2 separate regions of the Homo sapiens genome follow, and region 1 is linked to region 2. The links are chromatin loops, found by intact Hi-C in ENCODE. Cell type or tissue: B cell. All regions are shown on one strand.

Region 1 (5,000 bases), 200 kb after region 2:
TGACTAAGGTACTATAAACAGATAAATGGGTGTTGTTTGGCCAGGCGTGGTAATGCACACCTGCAATCCTAACATCTGAGGAGCTGACACAGGAGGATCACTTGCATCCAGGAATTTGAGACCAGCCAAGATCAAACAGTGAGACACTCATCTCTACAATTTCTTTTTAATTAGCTGGGCGTGGTGGCACTTGTCTGCAGTCCTATCTATTCTGAAGACTGAGGCAGGAAGATCCCTTGAGCCCAGGAGTTTGAGGCTGCAGTGAGCCATGATCATGTGACTGCACTTCACCCTGGATGACAGAGGGAGACTCTGTCTCTAAAAACAAATAAATCAACAATAATTGGGTGTTGTTTAAAGTCAATGTTTGTGATAATTTGTTATGCAATCTTATAAAATTCATACACAGGCTCAACAGACTCGGAATGAATTGATATGCACACTAGTTACATAAAATAAAATATTTCTTAATTTTTCAGTGTTTTACATTTTATAACTTTCTGTGATGCAATTTAATACATTCATATTTCATTCATTCAGTCAACAAAAATTTAGTGCCTAAGATGAACCAGGTATGCCCTCATATGCTCACGTGCCTGACATTCTAGAAGCTTCACAAGACCGAGGTGGAGCCACTGGAGTGTTTTAGGTGAGGAAATGACACACTCTGACTCACAGGAGCAGGACCACTGTGGAGAGAACAGTCACGTAGCAGGTAATGGGACAATGCTAGAGCCACAATTTAGAAGTGACAGGGTGGTGGGGACTAAGGGGAGAGGAGGGCCTGAGGGATGAAAGGGACAGAGGGAAGGGCTGGAGAAGCAGGAGGTTAGGAAAAGGAGCAGAGGGAAGGAATTGGAAAGCAGTAGAATTCTTAGGTTTAAACACATTGTTTTATAGATTTTTATTACATCCATCTACAGAGCCTCGCTCAGTGTTCTTTGCAGTTGGCCTTTAATACCTAATGTAGGACTGCCTAAAAACTAATGTTTTTTATGTTAATAAGGTTTAAAAAACACTTAGTGTTCCTTCTTTGCAGTTGGCCTTTAATACTATATTTGGGACTGCCTAGAAACTAATTTTTTTTAATTAATCAGGTTTTAAAAATACTAAGTGTTCCTATAAGATATACACACCACTTAGACGTGAATACTTCCTAAAAACAGGCAGCACATGAGCACTGCTGAGGGGCATTGTGACTGCATTGAACACTTGCAACTGTGAGGTGAATAAAGTCTGTACTGGCTCCCGGTTGCAACATATAGTAACGCAGTGTGCTACTTTATATTGAGGAGATGTCTTGGACTCACCCAGTAACTCAGGGCTGTGGAATGAAGGTAAATGTAAAAAACAAGCGGGAGTCACAGATACATTGTCTGCGAAAGTCAAACTTAGTAGCTTTGTGAGTCCTGTTGTAATGCTTTCAGACACATTTATGTATCAAGGGGCCAAAGTTACATTTTTTTACCGATTAGATACCTGATCATTTAGGGGTTGCCAAGATTCTGCTACCCACTGTAGTTAATAAACAAAGAGAAAACTTGTCTCTATGCTGTCTCATGTACTCAGGCACAACTTTTCCGGATTTAAAGAAAAAAAAAACAAAAACCTGTCTCTACGCCTCCATTCCCAGGGCGAGCTCCCTCTCTGGCATCGAGCTCCCTCTCTGGCGGCGAGCTCCCTCTCTGGCGGCGAGCTCCCTCTCTGTCACCAAGCTCCCTGGGGTGAGTTTTTTTCTAGAAGAGTTCAGGGAAATAGGTAAGGAGTGGGAGGCAGGGAGTCCAGTTCTGGGACGGGGATTCCGGGATGAAAAATGAAGAGGGACGGGGCCCATGACGAGGGTTTCTCCCTGGTTTCTCAGACAGCTCTTGGGCCAAGACTCAGGGAGACATTGAGACAGAGCGCTTGGCACAGGAGGAGCGGGGTCAGGGCGAAGTCCTATGGCCCCAGGCGTGGCTCTCAGGGTTTCAGGCCCCGAAGGCGATGTATTGATTGGGGAGGCCCAGGGTTGGGGATTCCCCATCTCCGCAGTTTCTCTTCTCCCTCTCCCAACTTATGTAGGGTCCTTCTTCCTGGACACTCAGGATGTGGACTCAGTTCTCACCCCCATTTGGTGTCGGGTTTCTAGCGAAGCCAATCGGCGTCGCTGGGGTCCCTGTTCCAGAAGTCCCCGCGAACCCATTGGGACTCAGATTCTCCCCAGACGCCGAGGATGGGGTCATGGCGTCCCGAACCCTCCTCCTGCTGCTCTTGGGGGCCCTGGCCCTGACCGAGACCTGGGCGGGTGAGTGCGGGATCCGGAGGGAAATGGCCTCTGCGGGGAGGAGGTAGGGGCCCGCGCACTGGGGCGCAGGACCCGGGGAGCAGCGCAAGGAGGAGGGTCGGACGGGTCTCAGCCCCTCCTCGCCCCCAGGTACCCACTCCATAAGGTATTTCAGCACCGCCGTGTCCCGGCCGGGTCGCGGGGAGCCCCGGTACATCGCAGTGGGCTACGTGGACGACACGCAGTTCGTGCGGTTCGACAGCGACGCGGCGACTCCGAGGATGTAGCCGCAGTCGCCGTGGTTGGAGCAGGAGGGACCGGAGTATTGGGACCGGAGCACACGGAACATCAGGCCCGCGCACAGACTGACAAGAGTGAACCTGCCCATGCCGCGCCGCTACTACCACCAGAGCTAGGCCGGTGAATGACCCCGGCCTGGGGCGAAGGTCACGACCCCTCCTCATCCCCCACGGACGTCCCGGGTCCCCCCCGCGAGTCTCCGGCTCCAAGATCCACCCCGAGGCTGCGGGACCCGCCAGATCCTCGACCCGGGAGAGGCCCAGGCGCCTTTACCAGGTTTCATTTTCCGTTTAGGCCAAAATCCCCGCGGGTTGGTCGGGGCGGGGGCGGGGCTCGGTGGGCGGGGCTGACCGCGGGGGCGGGGCCAGGGTCTAACACCCTCCAGATAATGTATGGCTGCGACTTGGGGCTGGAAGGGCGCCTCCTCCGCGGGTATGAACAGCACGCCAACGATGGCAAGGATTACATAGCCCGGAACTAGGACCTGCGCTCCTGGACCGCGGCGGACATGGCGGCTCAGATCACCAAGCGCAAGTGGGAGGCAGAAGAATTTGCAGAGCAGATCAGGGCCTACCTGGAGGGCACGTGCGTGGAGAGGCTCGCAGACACCTGGAGAACGGGAAGGAGACGCTGCAGCTCACGGGTACCAGGGAACACAAGACGCCTCCCTGATCGCCTGTAGATCTCCTGGGCTGGCTTCCCACAAAGAGAGAAGGAAAATGGGACCAACACTAGAATGTCGTCCTCTCTCTGGTCCTGAGGGAGAGGAATCCTCCTGGGTTTCCAGATCCTGTACAAGAGAGTGACTCTGAGGGTCTGCCCTGCTCTCTGATACAATTAAGGGATGAAATCTCTGAGGAAATGAAGGGAAGACAATCCCTGGAATACTGATGAGGGGTTCCCTTTGACACCAGCAGCAGCCTTGGGCCCCGTTACTTTTCCCCTCAGGCCTTGTTCTCTGCTTTACACTCAATGTGTGTGGGGGTCTGAGTCCAGCTCTTCTGAGTCCCTCAGCCTCCACTCAGGTCAGGACCAGAAGTCACTGTTCCCTCCTCAGGGACTGGAATTTTCCACGGAATTCGGAGATTATCCCAGATACCTGTGTCCAGGTTGGTGTCTGGGTTCTGTGCTCCCTTCCCCACCCCAGGTGTCCTGTCCATTCTCAGGATGGCCACATGCGTGCTGCTGGAGTGTCTCATGAGAGATGCAAAGTGCCTGAATTTTCTGACACTTCCTGTTAGACCTCTCCCCCAGACACATATGATCCACCATTCCGTCTCTGACTATAAGGCCACCCTGAGGTGCTGGGCCCTGGGCTTCTACCCTGTGGAGATCACACTGGCCTGGCAGCAGGATGGAGAGGACCAGACTCGGGACATGGAGCTTCTAGAGACCAGGCCTGCAGGGGATGGAACCTTCCAGAAGTGGGCAGCTGTGGTGGTGCCTTCTGGAGAGGAACAGAGATACCCGTGCCATGTGCAGCATGAGGGGTTGCCCAAGCCCCTCACCCTGAGATGGGGTAAGGCAGGAGATGAGTGGAGGGGGGGTCATGTCTCTTAGGAAAGCAGGAGCCTCTCTGGAGAACTTCAGCAGGGTCGGTGCTGGGGGCTGAGGGTCAGGGACGCTCACCTTCCCCTTTTTTCCCAGAGCAGTCTTCTCAGCCCACCATCCCCATCGTGGGTATCGTTGCTGGCCTGGTTCTCCTTGGAGCTGTAGTCACTGGAGCTGTGGTTTCTGCTGTGATGTGCAGGAAGAAGAACTCAGGTAAGGAATGGATGAGGAGTGGGGTCTGAGATTTCTTGTCCCACTGAGGGTTTCAAGCCCCAGTTAGAAGTGTGTCCTGCCTGGTTACTGGGAAGCACCATCCACACTCATGGGCCTACCCAGCCTGGGCCCTGTGTGCCAGCACTTACTCTTTTGTAAAGCACCTGTGACAATGAAGGACAGATTTATCACCTTGATGATTATGATGATGGGGACCTGATCCCAGCAGTCACAAGTCACAGGGGAAGGTCCCTGCTGAGGACAGACCTCAGGAGGGCAGTTGGTCCAGGACCCACACCTGCTTTCCTCATGTTTCCTGATCCTGTCCTAGATCAGCAGTTACACTTTCAGGAAACTTCTCTGGGATCAAAGGCTAGGGGGTTTGTTTAGGGCCGTATGGCCCTGACTCCTTTCTGGCCTCTCATAGGACATTTTCTTCCCACAGATAGAGTGAGCTACTCTGAAGCTGCAAGTAAGTATGAAGTGGGCTGATCCCTGATCCTTGGGATATTGTGGTCGGGAGCCCATGGGGGAGCTCACCCAACCCCAGATTCCTCCTCTAGCCGCATCTCCTCTGGGCTCTGACCAAGTCCTGTTTTTGTTCTACCCCAGGCAGCGACCATGCGCAGGGTTCTGATGTGTCTCTCACGGCTTGTAAAGGTGAGACACTGGG
Region 2 (5,000 bases):
TAATTTACCTGAGCACGGTGGTACTTGCCTGTAGTCCCAGGTACTCCAGACACTGAGGCAGGGGGACCTCTAGAGGCCAGGAGTTTGAGGTTGCAGGGAACCATGATCATGCCACTGCACTTCACCGTGGATAACAGAGGGAGACCATGTCTCTAAAAATAAATAAATAAATACAATAAATGGGTGTTGTTTAAAGCCAGTGTTTGTGGTAATTTGTTATGCAGTCATACAAAAGTCATACACAGACTCAACAGACACATGGAATGAATTTATAAATTGATAAGCACACTACATGAGTAAAATAAAATATTTCCTTTTTCCAGTATTTTTCATTTTATAATATTCCATGATGCGATTAAATTTTTATACAATCATATTTCATTCAACTAGACAACAAAAATTAATTTAGTGCCTATGCTGAACCAGGTATGCCCTCATATGCTCAAGTGCCTGACATTCTAGAAGCTTCACAAGACCGAAGTGGAGCCACTGGAGTGTTTTAGGTGAAGAAACGACACACTTTGACTCACAGTAGCAGGACCACTGTGGAGAGAACACTCAGGTGGCAGGTAATGGAACAGTGCTAGAGCCACTATTCAGGAGTGACAGAGTGGTGGGGACTAAGGGAAGAGGAGGGCCTGAGGGATGAGAGGGACGGAGGGAAGGGCTGGAGAAGCAGGAGGTGAGGAGAAGGAGCAGAGGGACAGAATTTGAAAGCAGCAGAATTCTTAGCTTTAAACACATTGTTTTATAAATTTTTAATACATCCATCTACAGAGCCTAGCAGGGTGTTCCTTGCATTTGGCCTTTAACACCTTATGTGGGACTGCCTAAAAATTAATTGCTTTTTCTGCTTTTTTTCAGGTTTAAAAAAATACTAAGTGTTCCAATAAAACATGCACACCACTTAGATGCGGATACTTCCTAAAAACAGGAAGTGCATGAGCACTGGTGAGGGGCATTGTGACTGCGTTGAACACTTGCAACTTTGAGGTGAATGAATGTATTGGCTCCTGGTTGCAATATACAATCACACGTTGTGCTACTTTGTATTGTCAGGAGATGTCCTGGACTCCCACAGAAACTCAGGGCTATGGAATGAAGGTAATTTTAGAATACAACAAGAGTCACAGATACATAGTCTGGGAAAGCAAAACTTAGGAGCTCTGAGAGTTGTACAACTGTAATGCATTTAGACACATTTATATATCAAGGGGCCAAAGTAACAGTTTTTACACATAAGATTCCTGATTGGTCGGGCGCGGTGGCTCATGCCTGTAATCGCAGCACTTTGGGAGGCCGAGGCGGGAGGATCACGAGGTCAGGAGATCGAGACCATCCTGGCTAACACGGTGAAACCCGTCTCTACAAAAAAATTAGCCGGGCGTGGTGGCGGGCATCTGTAGTCTCAGCTACTCGGGAGGCTGAAGCAGAAGAATGGCGTGAACCCGGGACGCAGAGCTTGCAGTGAGCCGAGATCGCGCCACTGCACTCCAGCCTGGGCGGCAGAGAGAGACTCCGTCTCAAAAAAAAAAAAAAAAAAAAAAAAAAAAAAAAAAAAAAAAAGGTTCCTGATAATTCAGGGGTTACCAAGATTCTACTACTCACTGCAGCTAATAAAAAAAAAAAAGAAAGAAAGAAACTGGTCTCTGTCCTATTTCATATGCTCAGGTACAACTTTTCCAGAGAAGAAGAGGAGGGGGGCGGGGAGGAGCAGGAGGAGGAGGAAAGAAGGAGGAGAAGGAGAAGGAGAAGGAGAAGGAGAGGAAGAGGAAGAGGAAGAGGAAGAGGAAGAAGAAGAAGAAGAAGAAGAAGAAGAAGAAGAAGAAGAAGAAGAAGAAGAAGAAGAAGAAGAAGAAGAAGAAGAAGAAGAAGAAGAAGAAGAAGAAGAAGAAAAGGAAGAAGAAGAAACTGTCTCTACACCTTCATTCTCAGGACAAGTTCATTGTCTGGCACCAAGCTCCTTGGGGTGAATTTTCTTCCAAAAGAGTCCGGGGAGTCCAGGTATGGAATGGGAGGCAGAAAGTTCAATCAAGGGACTGGGATTTCGGAATGAATAATGAAGGGAGATGGACTGGGTCCATGCCGAAGGTTTCTCCCTGGTTTCTCAGCCCCCGGGCGAAGACTCAGGGAGACATTGAGACACACCCTGCACAGGAGGGGGAGGGGGAGGGGGAGGGCAAAGTCCCAGGGCCCCAGGAGTGGCTCTCAAGGGCTCAGGCCCCGAGGCGGTGTCTGGGGTTGGGAGGCTCAGTATTGAGAATTCCCCATCTCCCCAGAGTTTCTCTTTCTCTCCCAACCCGTGTCAGGTCCTTCTTCCTGGATACTCATAACGCGGCCCCATTTCTCACTCCCATTGGGCGTCGCGTTTCTAGAGAAGCCAATCAGTGTCGCCGCAGTTCCCAGGTTCTAAAGTCCCACGCACCCCGCGGGACTCATATTTTTCCCAGACGCGGAGGTTGGGGTCATGGCGCCCCGAAGCCTCCTCCTGCTGCTCTCAGGGGCCCTGGCCCTGACCGATACTTGGGCGGGTGAGTGCGGGGTCCAGAGAGAAACGGCCTCTGTGGGGAGGAGTGAGGGGCCCGCCCGGTGGGGGCGCAGGACTCAGGGAGCCGCCTCCGGAGGAGGGTCTGGCGGGTCTCAGCCCCTCCTCGCCCCCAGGCTCCCACTCCTTGAGGTATTTCAGCACCGCTGTGTCGCGGCCCGGCCGCGGGGAGCCCCGCTACATCGCCGTGGAGTACGTAGACGACACGCAATTCCTGCGGTTCGACAGCGACGCCGCGATTCCGAGGATGGAGCCGCGGGAGCCGTGGGTGGAGCAAGAGGGGCCGCAGTATTGGGAGTGGACCACAGGGTACGCCAAGGCCAACGCACAGACTGACCGAGTGGCCCTGAGGAACCTGCTCCGCCGCTACAACCAGAGCGAGGCTGGTGAGTGAACCCGGCCGGGGGCGCAGGTCACGACCACCCCCCATCCGCCACGGACCGCCCGGGTCCCTCAGAGTCTCCGGATCCGAAATCTACCCCGAGGCAGCGGGACCCGCCCAGACCCTCCACCCGGGAGAGTCCCAGGCGCCTTTACCCAGGTTCATTTTCAGTTTAGGCCAAAATCCCCGCGGGTTGGGCGGGGAGGGGGCGGGGCTAGCTGGGCGGGGCTGACTGCGGGGACCGGCTAGGGTCTCACACCCTCCAGGGAATGAATGGCTGCGACATGGGGCCCGACGGACGCCTCCTCCGCGGGTATCACCAGCACGCGTACGACGGCAAGGATTACATCTCCCTGAACGAGGACCTGCGCTCCTGGACCGCGGCGGACACCGTGGCTCAGATCACCCAGCGCTTCTATGAGGCAGAGGAATATGCAGAGGAGTTCAGGACCTACCTGGAGGGCGAGTGCCTGGAGTTGCTCCGCAGATACTTGGAGAATGGGAAGGAGACGCTACAGCGCGCAGGTACCAGGGGCCATGGGCGCCTTCCCTATCTCCTGTAGATCTCTTGGGATGGCCTCGCACAAGGTTGGGAGGAAAGTGGACCCAATGCTAGGATATCGCCCTCCCTCTAGTCCTGAGTAGGAAGAATCTTCCTGGCTTTCGAGATCCGGTACCAGAGAGTGACTGTGAGAGTCCGCCCTGCTCTCTGGGACAATTAAGGGATGAAATTTCTGAGGGAATGGAGGGAAGACAGTCCCTGGAATACCGATCCGCGGTCCCCTTTGAGCCCTCCAACAGCCTTGGGCCCCGTGACTTTTCTCTCAAGTTTTGTTCTCTGCCTCACACTCAATGTGTTTGAGGCTCTGATTCCAGTCCCTCGGCCTCCACTTAGGTCAGGGCCAGAAGTCCCTGCTCCCCCCTCAGAGACTCTAACTTTCCAAGGAATAGGAGATTTTCCCAGGTGTCTGTGTCCAGGCTGGTGTCTGGGTTCTGTGCTCCCTTCCCCACCCCAGGTGTCCTGTCCATTCTCAGGTTGGTCACATGGGTGCTGCTGGGGTTTCCCATGAGGAGTGCAAAGTGCCTGAATTTTCTGACTCTTCTCAGATCCTCCAAAGGCACACGTTGCCCACCACCCCATCTCTGACCATGAGGCCACCCTGAGGTGCTGGGCCCTGGGCTTCTACCCTGCGGAGATCACGCTGACCTGGCAGCGGGATGGGGAGGAACAGACCCAGGACACAGAGCTTGTGGAGACCAGGCCTGCAGGGGATGGAACCTTCCAGAAGTGGGCCGCTGTGGTGGTGCCTCCTGGAGAGGAACAGAGATACACATGCCATGTGCAGCACGAGGGGCTGCCCCAGCCCCTCATCCTGAGATGGGGTAAGGAGGGAGATGGGTAAAGAGGGGAACGAGGGGTCATGTCTTTTCTCAGGGAAAGCAGGAGCCCTTCTGGAGCTCTTCAGCAGGGTCAGGGCTGAGGCCTGGAGATCAGGGCCCCTCACCTTCCCTTCCTTTCCCAGAGCAGTCTCCCCAGCCCACCATCCCCATCGTGGGCATCGTTGCTGGCCTTGTTGTCCTTGGAGCTGTGGTCACTGGAGCTGTGGTCGCTGCTGTGATGTGGAGGAAGAAGAGCTCAGGTAGGAAGGGGTGAGGAGTGGAGTCTGAGTTTTCTTGTCCCACTGGGGGTTGCAAGCCCCAAGTAGAAGTGTGCCCTGCCTCATTACTGGGAAGCACCATCCACACTCATGGGTCTACCCAGCCTGGGCCCTGTGTGCCAGCACCTACTCATTTGTAAAGCTCCTGTGAAAATGAAGGACAGATTCTTCACTTCGATGATTATGGTGGTGATGGGACCTGATCCCAGCAGTCACAAATCACAGGGGAAGGTCCCTGCTGATGACAGACCTCAGGAGGGCAGTTGGTCCAGGACCCACATCTGCTTTCTTCATATTTCTTGATCCTGCCCTGGATCTACAGTTACACTTTTCTGGAAACTTCTCTGGGATCAAAGACTAGGGGTTTGCTCTAGGACCTTATGGCCCTGCCTCCTTTCTGGCCTCTCACAGGACA

Evidence for each region. Hi-C counts contacts between places; a loop is a spot of excess contacts. Peaks named below come from ENCODE experiments on the same cell type or tissue, not always from the same donor. Only the 100,000 strongest peaks of a DNase experiment are listed, where the experiment ranks them.
Region 1: a loop joins it to region 2, with 6 times the contacts of the local background. A loop is called at or near these places in 2 of 110 quality-filtered maps.

Annotation. Positions count from the first base shown.
Region 1 is chr6:29,924,247-29,929,246 of GRCh38, forward strand. HCG4B (HLA complex group 4B) reads right to left here and starts at 2,969. Exons shown (of 1, transcript NR_001317.3): 1 at 346-2,969. LOC124901298 (a long non-coding RNA gene) reads right to left here. Exons shown (of 3, transcript XR_007059541.1): 2 at 4,193-4,491; 3 at 3,952-4,010. It also overlaps the pseudogene HLA-K. In B cell, no CTCF peak of the experiment used is centred here; DNase peaks (open chromatin) are centred at 2,075, 2,635 and 2,805; H3K4me3 peaks cover 1,837 bases; H3K27ac peaks cover 2,171 bases.
Region 2 is chr6:29,720,997-29,725,996 of GRCh38, forward strand. It overlaps HLA-F (major histocompatibility complex, class I, F), which reads left to right and starts at 2,438. Exons shown (of 7, transcript NM_001098479.2): 1 at 2,438-2,531; 2 at 2,662-2,931; 3 at 3,177-3,452; 4 at 4,035-4,310; 5 at 4,451-4,567. The coding sequence starts at 2,468. It also overlaps the pseudogene HCG4P11. RefSeq lists an enhancer at 2,997-3,831. In B cell, no CTCF peak of the experiment used is centred here; DNase peaks (open chromatin) are centred at 1,655, 2,315, 3,025, 4,302 and 3 weaker places; H3K4me3 peaks cover 3,516 bases; H3K27ac peaks cover 3,392 bases.